2 separate regions of the Homo sapiens genome follow, and region 1 is linked to region 2. Evidence: chromatin loops called from intact Hi-C (ENCODE). Cell type or tissue: IMR-90. All regions are shown on one strand. Each heading gives the region's core, and the rest is flanking DNA. Links, peaks and the distances in the headings are about the cores only. Region 1 overlaps AK6 (adenylate kinase 6). Region 2 holds the start of CENPH (centromere protein H).

The links. Hi-C counts contacts between places; a loop is a spot of excess contacts. Peaks named below come from ENCODE experiments on the same cell type or tissue, not always from the same donor. Only the 100,000 strongest peaks of a DNase experiment are listed, where the experiment ranks them.
Region 1: a loop joins it to region 2, with 2.4 times the contacts of the local background. A loop is called at or near these places in 8 of 110 quality-filtered maps.

The regions. Positions count from the first base shown.
Region 1 is chr5:69,361,477-69,366,826 of GRCh38, reverse strand. AK6 (adenylate kinase 6) reads left to right here. Exons shown (of 5, transcript NM_016283.5): 2 at 232-324. TAF9 (TATA-box binding protein associated factor 9) reads left to right here. Exons shown (of 3, transcript NM_003187.5): 2 at 232-324; 3 at 1,073-2,084. The coding sequence starts at 1,090. The coding sequence ends at 1,884. Among named protein-coding and RNA genes, the nearest start is that of AK6, 5.4 kb to the left of the region's middle. In IMR-90, for the core only: a CTCF peak has its summit at 2,207; no DNase peak of the experiment used is centred there.
Region 2 is chr5:69,187,831-69,193,171 of GRCh38, reverse strand. It overlaps CENPH (centromere protein H), which reads right to left and starts at 3,589. Exons shown (of 9, transcript NM_022909.4): 1 at 3,404-3,589; 2 at 1,322-1,377. The coding sequence starts at 3,537. It overlaps LOC112267932 (a long non-coding RNA gene), which reads left to right and starts at 3,695. Exons shown (of 2, transcript XR_002956215.2): 1 at 3,695-4,181. RefSeq lists a silencer at 3,538-3,657 and enhancers at 3,516-3,810, 3,738-3,977. In IMR-90, for the core only: a CTCF peak has its summit at 2,724; a DNase peak (open chromatin) is centred at 3,691; H3K4me3 peaks cover 1,891 bases; H3K27ac peaks cover 1,179 bases.

The DNA.
Region 1 (5,350 bases), core at 1-5,000, 170 kb before region 2:
AGATTGTGCCACTGCACTCCAGCCTGGGCGACAAGAGTGAAACTCTGTCTCAAAAAAAAAATTTTACATATGATTGCTAATTAGGAAATTTTTCATTTCAGTCGTCAAGAACTTTTAAGGGCAGAGGCCAGGTGAGACTCTGTCTCAAAAATAAAAGGAAAGGCAGAAGGTGGACCGCAGTGTGATAAGTAGTATTTCACAAACAGTATTTTTCTGTGGCTTGTCTTACAGGTACACCAGGGGTTGGAAAAACCACACTAGGCAAAGAACTTGCGTCAAAATCAGGACTGAAATACATTAATGTGGGTGATTTAGCTCGAGAAGGTAAGGGACACTTTGGTGTTAGATTTGTTTTGTTTTTTTTTTAAGGTCTGGTAAGTGGAGTGTTAGTGCTGGGTATTGTCATAGGGTACAAAAAACAGAGATTGCCATTAAAGAATATATACTCTGTTAGGGAATCCACAGAAATATTAAGTGTCTAATGCTATGTCCTGGTTATTTTGACCATTTTCCCTTCCGCCTTCAAAATGGCTGGCAATTCTTGTGAATAGTTGGGAAGGCTCCTATAAAGAGACTGGATTTCGGATAGGTAGAATGTGAATAAGGAGAATGTTTTTAAGTTGAACAAACAAAGGTTTGGTACTGCTAAACATATATATGAGCACAGTGAGTATATTGGTCTCACTGGAAAGAGACTGTTTTGAGCTCAGGTGTGGGACCTGACTATGCTATGGTATCTTAGATTAGTGTGAGATTTGCATGCAACTGCATATATTCTAAGATGATCATTGTTTTTATTTATTTTACCCTGTTTTCCCCTAATCTTTCATCGCTCCCTTATTTGTGTCTTCATCTTTTTATAGTCGACAATGATTTGTACATGGTAGGAACTCAATAAATTAAAGCGACCTTAAGTTGCCTCATTAAAATTAAGAAAACATATGGTTTAAATTTTAAAAATTTTTTTACAGTTTAACATAGATTTAAAATTTTTTTAAGTTCCTGACAGTTGCTACTAAAGTAACTATTTCAGATTGATCTAATGTACATATTTTTTTCAAATGATCTAAAGTCTGATCATCGGATATCATGGAGTCTGGCAAGACGGCTTCTCCCAAGAGCATGCCGAAAGATGCACAGATGATGGCACAAATCCTGAAGGATATGGGGATTACAGAATATGAGCCAAGAGTTATAAATCAGATGTTGGAGTTTGCCTTCCGATATGTGACCACAATTCTAGATGATGCAAAAATTTATTCAAGCCATGCTAAGAAAGCTACTGTTGATGCAGATGATGTGCGATTGGCAATCCAGTGCCGCGCTGATCAGTCTTTTACCTCTCCTCCCCCAAGAGATTTTTTATTAGATATTGCAAGGCAAAGAAATCAAACCCCTTTGCCATTGATCAAGCCATATTCAGGTCCTAGGTTGCCACCTGATAGATACTGCTTAACAGCTCCAAACTATAGGCTGAAATCTTTACAGAAAAAGGCATCAACTTCTGCGGGAAGAATAACAGTCCCGCGGTTAAGTGTTGGTTCAGTTACTAGCAGACCAAGTACTCCCACACTAGGCACACCAACCCCACAGACCATGTCTGTTTCAACTAAAGTAGGGACTCCCATGTCCCTCACAGGTCAAAGGTTTACAGTACAGATGCCTACTTCTCAGTCTCCAGCTGTAAAAGCTTCAATTCCTGCAACCTCAGCAGTTCAGAATGTTCTGATTAATCCATCATTAATCGGGTCCAAAAACATTCTTATTACCACTAATATGATGTCATCACAAAATACTGCCAATGAATCATCAAATGCATTGAAAAGAAAACGTGAAGATGATGATGATGACGATGATGATGATGATGACTATGATAATCTGTAATCTAGCCTTGCTGAATGTAACATGTATACTTGGTCTTGAATTCATTGTACTGATATTAAACATGCATGCTGGATGTTTTCAAGTTGTGTTTTAGAAAACTAATAATAATGAGTAAACACAGTTACCATACTTTTCAATTGAAATGAAGGTTTTTCATCAGCCTTAAAAGTGTAAGAAAAATAAAGTTGTCATTCATTCGATTGTTGGTGCTTTGGCAGTTATGTTTTTAAAAGCAATTTTCTCCTTGTTGTCACCAAGAGGAGTAACAGTTGGCAGTTGCAGCAATTTGCAGTACTGCAGTCTATTTTTGACCACTAGAGTGTCACCTTAAACGTCTTCAGATACATAGATCATAGTATGATCTCTGGTGTGTACGTCACTCTTGTGATCTGTTCTCTCAGATTGCTGAAGTATAACCATGACTCCCCTTTGGAGAGACCAGTTGGTCAGGATTTTTATTCATAGTGAATTCTTAACCTGCTTTGATTATCTTCCTCAATTGCCCAACTTCCTAGGTCCCATTTTTCTGTCCTTTTGGTTATATTAAGGACCCTTAGTGTCTCCCAGTATGTCTCCACTTTTTAAAAAAAAATTTATAAGTGTCTCTTTTTGCAGGTTAATTTTGAGCATCTTTGTTTTTCATATTCCTGATACTATAAGCCAGTATCATGTTCATTTTTGATCCAGGGCTGATAATTAGGTTATAGTGTTTATATATATATATATTTTTTTTAATTTAAAATATTTTTTTGTCCAAAAGAACGTCAATTTATCAAGGTTATAGTTTCTAAAACCTAGATTTTTATTTGCTATCATACAACTACTCATTTTCCATTTCATTTTATTTTATTTCCTGAGACAGAATTTCATTTTGTTGCCCAGGCTGCAGTGCAGTGGCACAATCTCAGCTCACTGCAACCTCTATGTCCCAGGTTCCAGCTATCTTTGCACCTCAGCCTCCCAAGTAGCTGGAATTACAGGTGTGCACCACCACACCTGGCTAATTTTTATATTTTTAGTAGAGATGGGCTTTTGCCATGTTGTCCAGGCTGGTCTTGAACTCCTGGCCTCAAGTGATCTGCCCACCTCGGCCTCCCAGAGTGCTGGGATTACAGGTGTGAGCTACCTCACCTGGCCTTTCCTTTTTTTTTTTTCTTTTGAGACGGAGTCTCCCTCTGTCGCCCAGACTGGAGTGCAGTGGTGTAATCTCGGCTCACTGCAAGCTCTGCCTCCCAGGTTCACGCCATTGTCCTGCCTCAGCCTCCCAAGTAGCTGGGACTACAGGCACCTGCCACCACGCCCAGCTAATTTTCTGTATTTTTAGTAGAGACGGGGTTTCACCGTGTTAACCAGGTTGGTCTCGATCTCCTGACCTCGTGATCCACCCACCTTGGCCTCCCTGAGTGCTGGGATTACAGGCGTGGGCCACCGCGCCCAGCCCGGCCTTTCTGTTTTATATCTATATGAAATGTGGTTTTGTTCCTCACTGTTGAACACCACCATTTTTGACAAGTGATTTCTGAGTCACATAATAGTCAATTTCATTCATGCATTCCAATGTTACTTTCACTCAATTTAACATTTCTAAACTAATTAGAGCATTAATAGCATTGAGAGCAATGGTGACACCAGACCAAGGACAATCCAGTATAAGGCACTTGTCTTCCTCTTCTTTGGGTCCTCTCCTACCAGTACTTAAACCATTTCATTTGGTTGAGACAGAGTCTTGCTCTGTTGCCCAGGCTGGAGTGTGGTGGCCTGATCATAGCTCATTGCATCCTTGAACTCCTGGGCTAAAGTGATCATCCTGCCTCAGCCTCCCTTGTAGCTGGGACTACAGGCACACACCATCCTGCCGGGCTAACTTAAAATTATTTTTGCAGAGACAGGGTCTGGCTTTGTTCCCCAGGCTGGTTTACTCCTGGGCTCAAATGATCCTTCTGCCTTAGCCTCCCAAAGTGCTGGGATTGCAGACGAGAGCCACTGTACCTCAAGTACTCAACACCATTTTAGTCAGTTGTGTATAGTCCCACCCATCCTCTTTGTTATTAGTGAGATTATTTCATGAAATGGGATCTAAGTCTTAAAGGAAAAGTATTTTTTCCCCCTCCTGTAATGCCAGATAAAAGATTTCTGGTCTGACTTGACATGGAGTTTGATGGAGGTACTTTGTGGGGTTTTTTTGTTTGTTTGTTTGAGACAGGGTCTTGCTCTGTGGCCCAGGCTGGAGTGCAGTGGCACAGTTTCCCCTCACTGCAACCCCAGCCTCCCGGGCTCAAGTGATCTCCTGCTTCAACCTCCCCAGTAGCTGGGACTACAGACACAAGGCCTCACTGTGTTGCCCAGGGTGGTCTCCAATTCCCCAGGCTCAAGTGATCCTCCCACCTTGACCTCTCAAAAGTGCTGGGATTACCGGTGTTAGCCATTGTGCCCAGCCTGATGAGGTACTTTGTAAGGTTTGACATACCAGATTTTTTAACCCAGATCCTGTTTGAATATATCTGGAAATATTCTGGGGCAACTAACCTCATTTTTATTTCAAGTGGGGATATATTTTTAAGGGAAACCAGGCAATCATCTATAATGAAGTGATTCTCAACTAGGTGATTTTTGCCCTTTGGGGGTATAGCAATGTGTGAAGACATTTTGGGTTGTCACATGGAGGGGGAGGTGATGGCCAGGGATTCTACTAAAGATCCTGTAGTTCACAGGACAGTCCCCTGTCTCCCTTAGTAACAATTACCAGACTCAAAATGTCATTAGTAATAAGGTTGAGAAATCTTGCTGTAAAGAAATAAGGCTTATTCCGATGCTCACTAAAGTCGGAAAAAAAGAAAGCTTTTAAGAAAACCCTATTTTAAACTTATTTCTAAAAGTTTAGTATCATCCTGGTGATCATGTGGAATTGCAGTAGTAGTTGAGAGAGGTCATCTTCACTCCCAAAACCAAGGCAAAAAAAAAAAAAAAAAAAAAGGGAATCAAGTTTAAGAAAACTGGCCGGGGGTGGTGGCTCATGCCTGTAAATTCCAGCACTTTGGCCCAGCATGGTGGCTCATGCCTGTAATCCTAGCACTTTTGGGAGGCCGAGGCGGGTGGATCACCTAAGGTCAGGAGTTCAAGACCAGCCTGTCCAACATGGTGAAACCCCATCTCTACTAAAAATACAAAAAAGTAGCCAGGTATGGTGGTGGGCCCCAGTAATCCCAGCTACTCGGGAGGCTGAGACAGGAGAATCACTTGAACCCGTTAGGCGGAGGCTGCGGTGACCCGAGATCACACCACTGCACTCCAGCCTGGGCAAGACAGAGCAAGACTCAGTCTCAAAAAAAAAAAAAAATCAGTCCGGCGTTGCTGAGGGTGCCTGTAATCCCAGCTACTCAGGAGGCTGAGGCAGGAGAATCACTTGAACCTGGGAGGTGGAGGTTGCAGTGAACCGAGATCATGCCACTGTACTCCAGTCTGGGTG
Region 2 (5,341 bases), core at 1-5,000:
TATATATACATATATATACATATACGTATATGTGTGTGTGTATATATATATATATTTTGTTTGTTTTTGTTTTTGAGACGGAGTTTTGCTCTTGTTGCCCAGGCCAGAGTGCAATGGCGTGATCTCGCGTCACTGCAACCTCCACCTCCCAGGTTCAAGCGATTCTCCTGCCTCAGCCTCCCCGAGTAGCTGAGCTTATAGGCATGCACCACCACGCCCAGCTAATTTTGTATTTTTAGTAGAGACGGGGTTTCTCTACGTTGGTCAGGCTGGTCTCGAACTCCTGACCTCAGGTGATCCGCCCACCTCGGCCTCCCAAAGTGCCGGGATTACAGGTGTGAGCTACCAAGCCCAGCCATATATATATTTTTTAAATGGTAAAAGAATCAATACTTATTTCTCTGTTGATTGCCTGACAGTCTCACTCTGTTGCCCAGTGGAGTGGAGTACAGTACAATCACTCAATCACTTGAGCCCAGGAGTTGGATGTTGTAGTGAGTCCCAGCTGGGACTATAGGTATGTATCACCATATCTGGCTACGTTTTTTTTATTTTTGTAGGGACGAGGTCTCACTTTGTTTCCCAGGCTAATCTCAAACTCTTAGCTTCAAGTGATCTTCTTGTCTTGGCCTCTAAAAGAGCAGATAGTCAATTTTAGATAAACATCTTCTTTCAAAGGCTACAACTAAACTTCCTGTGGCCTGCCTTACATCTGTCGTCTCCTAGGTATAGAAATTCTACAGTGTTAACTAAATCTAGTTTTTGGATGTCACAATCCCTTAAAAATGGTACTAGCTATATAGAGAACAAAAAGACTATTGGAACGTAAACTTTCTTCTCATTTGGATCTGAGCTCTAAAATCATCTTCTTAGAGAAGCCATCCCTATGAAAAGAAGCCCCTCCCTCTTATCATGCCTTTGTTTCCTTCAGCACACTTAGCATACTTCATAAATATCTTGCATGTTTACCAGTTTTGCCACACTATAACATATATAAACAATTTTTGGTAAAGTTAATTTTATTTTCACTCGAGTACTGTTAATCATCAAACTCACAAAATCTTATTTGAGGCCAGGTGTGGTGGCAAAACCCTGTGTCTACAAAAAAAATACAGAAAATTAGACGGGCGCAGTAGCATGTGCCTGTGGTCCCAGTTACTTGGGAGGCTGAGGTGGGAGGATTGCTGGAGCCCAGGAGGCTGAGGCTGCAGTAAACCAGAGACTGCGCCACTACATTACAGCCTGGGTGATAGCAAGACCCTGTCTCAAAAAAACAAACAAACAAACAACAAAACCCTAATTTGAAAATGAAAATACTTACTTGCATCAACCATTGATTTATATTCTAAGAGTTGTTGTTTTGTCTGTGCTCTCAGCCTGAAAACAGATAAAGAGAATATAAAGTCACATATTTATTGATTAAGGTTTTACTCATTACCACATGACGAACCAACTCATTCTTTTTCGGAAGCTGATACAACAAAATAAATATAAATAATTAAACTCCTAATTACAAACTTCTAATTTGGCCTCATTTTATTTAAAATGGGTATAAAGAACTTTAAGGCCTCAGAGGAAGACACAAAATGGAATACACTGGGAAAACAGCATCTGTCAGGAAAAGTTAAAAAATTGGTGTTTAAGATTTTTTTCTTTTTTTGAGACGGAGTCTTGCACTCTTGCCCAGGCTGGAGTGCAGTGGCGCAATCTCGGCTCACCACAAGCTCCGCCTCCCGGGTTCACGCCATTCTCCTGCCTCAGGCTCCCAAGCAGCTGGGACTACAGGCGCCTGCCACCATGCCCGGCTAATTTTTTGTATTTTTAGTAGAGATGGGGTTTCACCGTGTTAGCCAGGATGGTCTTGATCTCCTGACCTCGTGATCCACCCGCCTCGGCCTCCCAAAGTGCTGGGATTACAGGCGTGAGCCACCGCACCCGGCCGCTTAAGATTATTTTTAATAGGCCAGACTGAACTGAGGATGCTATACAAAGAATAGACCAAAATGATTAAACCCCAAACCACTGTATTTACAAACACAGATTTTTATCAGGAGATACAGAAAAATAACAAAGATACTAATCCTTGGATTACTAATTCATATAGTTTTTCAGTTGTTCTATAAATCCAAAAATCATACATAAGTAGAAAAACTATGAGCAAATGGTAATTTAAGATGACAGCAAGGGTGAGGAGGAAAAAACAATAAAAAAGAAATAGACATCTTTTCATTTTTCAAAACATTTAAGAAAGAAAAAAATGGTAATTAATTTTTTTTTTTTGAGTCAAGAGTCTTGCTCTATTGCCCAGGCTGGAGTGCAATGGCACAATCTTCTGCTCACTGCAACCTCTGCCTCCCGGGTTCAATCAATTCTCTTGCCTCAGCCTCCTGAGTAGCTGGGATTACAGGCGCCCGCCACCACGCCCAGCTAATTTTTGTATTTTTAGTAGAGACGGGGTTTCACCATGTTGGCCATGGTTGGCCAGGCTGGTCTTGAACTCCTGACTTAAGGTGATCCGTCTGCCTCGGCATCCCAAAGTGTTGGGATTACAGGCGTGAGCCACCGCGCTCAGCCAATAATGATTTTTTTAAAACTACCTCTGTTATGATATAGAACAGAGGACCGCAAATTTTTTTCTGTAAAGGACCTGATAGTAAATTTTTTAGGGTTTGTGAGTCACACGGTCTCTGTTTTAGCTACTCAATTCCACCCTTGTGGCAGGAAAGTTGTACTCCAATAAAACTGTTTATGGAAACTGAAACTTGAATTTCTAATAGAGTTCACGTGTTATGAAATATTTTTATGATCTTTTCCCTGCAACACTTAAACATAAAAACTATTCTTAGCTTGAGTGGTCACACAAAAATAGGCAGTTAGGCAGATTTGGCCCAGGACCTTCTCCTGCTCACTAGTTTAGAAGACGAATGTCCCTTCTCATCGAATCTTCCCCAGCAACCGCTTAGTGGAAAAGTATAAACACCGTCCGCTTAGTAGAATTTATAACATATAAAGCTTCTGGGTTACAAAGGGTCGTAGTTCTAAAAGAAATGGTAGGGGCACCTTCCTTCCAGTTTAGCTCTGGCATTCAATTTGTCTGTAAACCAGAGAGGTAGGGGGAGGGCGGGGAAACAGGAGGAGAAATTACAGCTTCTAAGGGCCCGGGGCACTGTGCTCAACACTTTCCTAGACTATCTCATTTAACCCTTGTAACCTCTCTCCAGGGGGTCATTTTTCTCTCCTTTTCGCTGATGAAGAAAGAGCTTCAACAGTTTAAGTGAATGAGGCAATCACGGAGACCTGACGTGACCGAGCGTGAATTCGAACCCTAGCCCTTCTGAGCAAGGGCGGAGTTCCGGGCCACAACGCCCACTTGGCCCCGGCTGAGGAGGCCAAAGGGAACAACCTGAGGAGCAGGGTCATGCGGTCCTCGCTGCACGCCGCCTGGGCGCCGGCGACCTGCGGTGGCCCGCCTGCCCGGCCTTCCCCTCCGGAGTCCGCGGGCTCGTCGGCGTCTTGCATCTGGGGCTGCTCCTCCATTGCTGGTTGAGGGGAAAGGCTACCACTCAACAGGCAAACGCGCTCAGAAAAGGTCGCTTTTCCCGCCACTAAATGGACGCCGGGAAAAGGCCCGAGGGCCCCGCCCCTTCCGCCCAGGGCCCCACCCTTTCCGCCTTGTTTTTCGGTTGCCGTGGTTACTACGGGCTCCTCTTTCATCCGGGCTCTACTGGTGAAAATAACTGCAGACGGCTGGTAAAAAGTTGGAATAGCTTTCGTTAAGCGTCGGATGTGTAGAGTGCTGAGTTAGGGGCTGGACTAGAGACGTTGGGACATCTCCCGGGAACAGCAGCCTGGAGGGGAAAAATCTCCTGACCTAAGTGGTCATTCGGCCTTGGCGCTTGGACACGGGAGTGCGGCGACAGCCATATGTCCATCCATCTTGGCACTTTTCCGTCCTCTGCCTTTGAAGATGGGTGTGCCCGGCAGGCTGTGAAAGATAAACATTAGAGGGTTGTTTAGAAGACTTTTTTGACCTGAGCCCATGAGGTGCATACCCTTTGTTTGGCGGAGAAACCAGTGGCTTCTGAAGATCAGGGACGGGCCACAAGTGCGAGGCATTGCAGACATTTCGAACCCAGACTTCCAGCCTGGAGACATCCACACGCTTCCAGTTTCTTGCACTGGTACTTCATTCTGTCATTATGATTGCCACCACTCGTAACTGAGAGTTGCGTGCCCTCAAGTTTTGAGTGTCTGCAGGGTACCTTTGAGCTTTCTTAGCTGTGTAGTGAGTGGGGGGAATGGAGAAAATGAAGGACAGATGACTGATTTGTAGTTTTTCATTTGGACACTGTCCTTGCCGCACAAGCACAGCAGCTTGAACCTCTTTGAACAAGAGTCGAGAGTTCTTTTACAGCTAATTACCCACTAGTTAAACTTGATCATACTGTGCTGTTTTCTTCCTCTCCATTGTCAATGTAATACGGCTCCTGACAAAAGTTAAATTCGCTGGGCGTGGTGGCTCACCCCTGTACTCCCAGCACTTTGGGGGCTGAGGCGGGTGGATCACCTGAAGTCAGGAATTCAAGACCAGCCTGGCCAACATGGTGAAACCCCGTCTCTACTAAAAATACAAAAGTTAGCTGCGTGTGGTGGCGGGCGCCTGTAATCCCAGCTACTCAGGAGGCTGAGGCAGGAGAATCGTTTGAACCCGGGGGGGCGGAGGTTGCAGTGAGCTGAGATCGCGCCACTGCACTTCAGCCTGGGTGACAGAGTGAAACTCCGTCTCAAAAAAAAAAAAAAAAGCCGGGCGCTGTGGCTCACACCTATAATCCCAGCACTTTGGGAAGCCGAGGGGGGAGGATCTCGAGGTCAGGAGTTGGAGACCAGCCTGACCAACATGGAGAAACCTCGTCTCTACTAAAAATACAAAATTAGCCAGGCGTGGTGGTGGGCACCTGTAATCCCAGCTACTGGGGAGGCCGAGGCAGGAGAATCCTTTGATCCCGGGAAGCAGAGGTTGCAGTGAGCCGAGATCACACCAGAGATGCACGCCAGCCTGGGCAACAGAGCAAGATTCCTTCTCGAAAAACAAACAAACAAACAAAAAAACAGTTCAAAAGACACAGAATGGACTGGTGGCGATGGCCCACGCCTGTAATCCCAGCACTTTGGGAAGCCAAAGCGGAAGGATCGCTTGAAGTCAGGAGAACAGCCTGGGCAGCATAGTGAGACCTCGTTTCTACTTAAAACAAAAACAAACAAACAAACAAAAAAACAACAGGTGTGGTGACTTAGACCTGTGGTCCCAGCTACTCAGGAGGCTGAGATGGGAGGATCACTT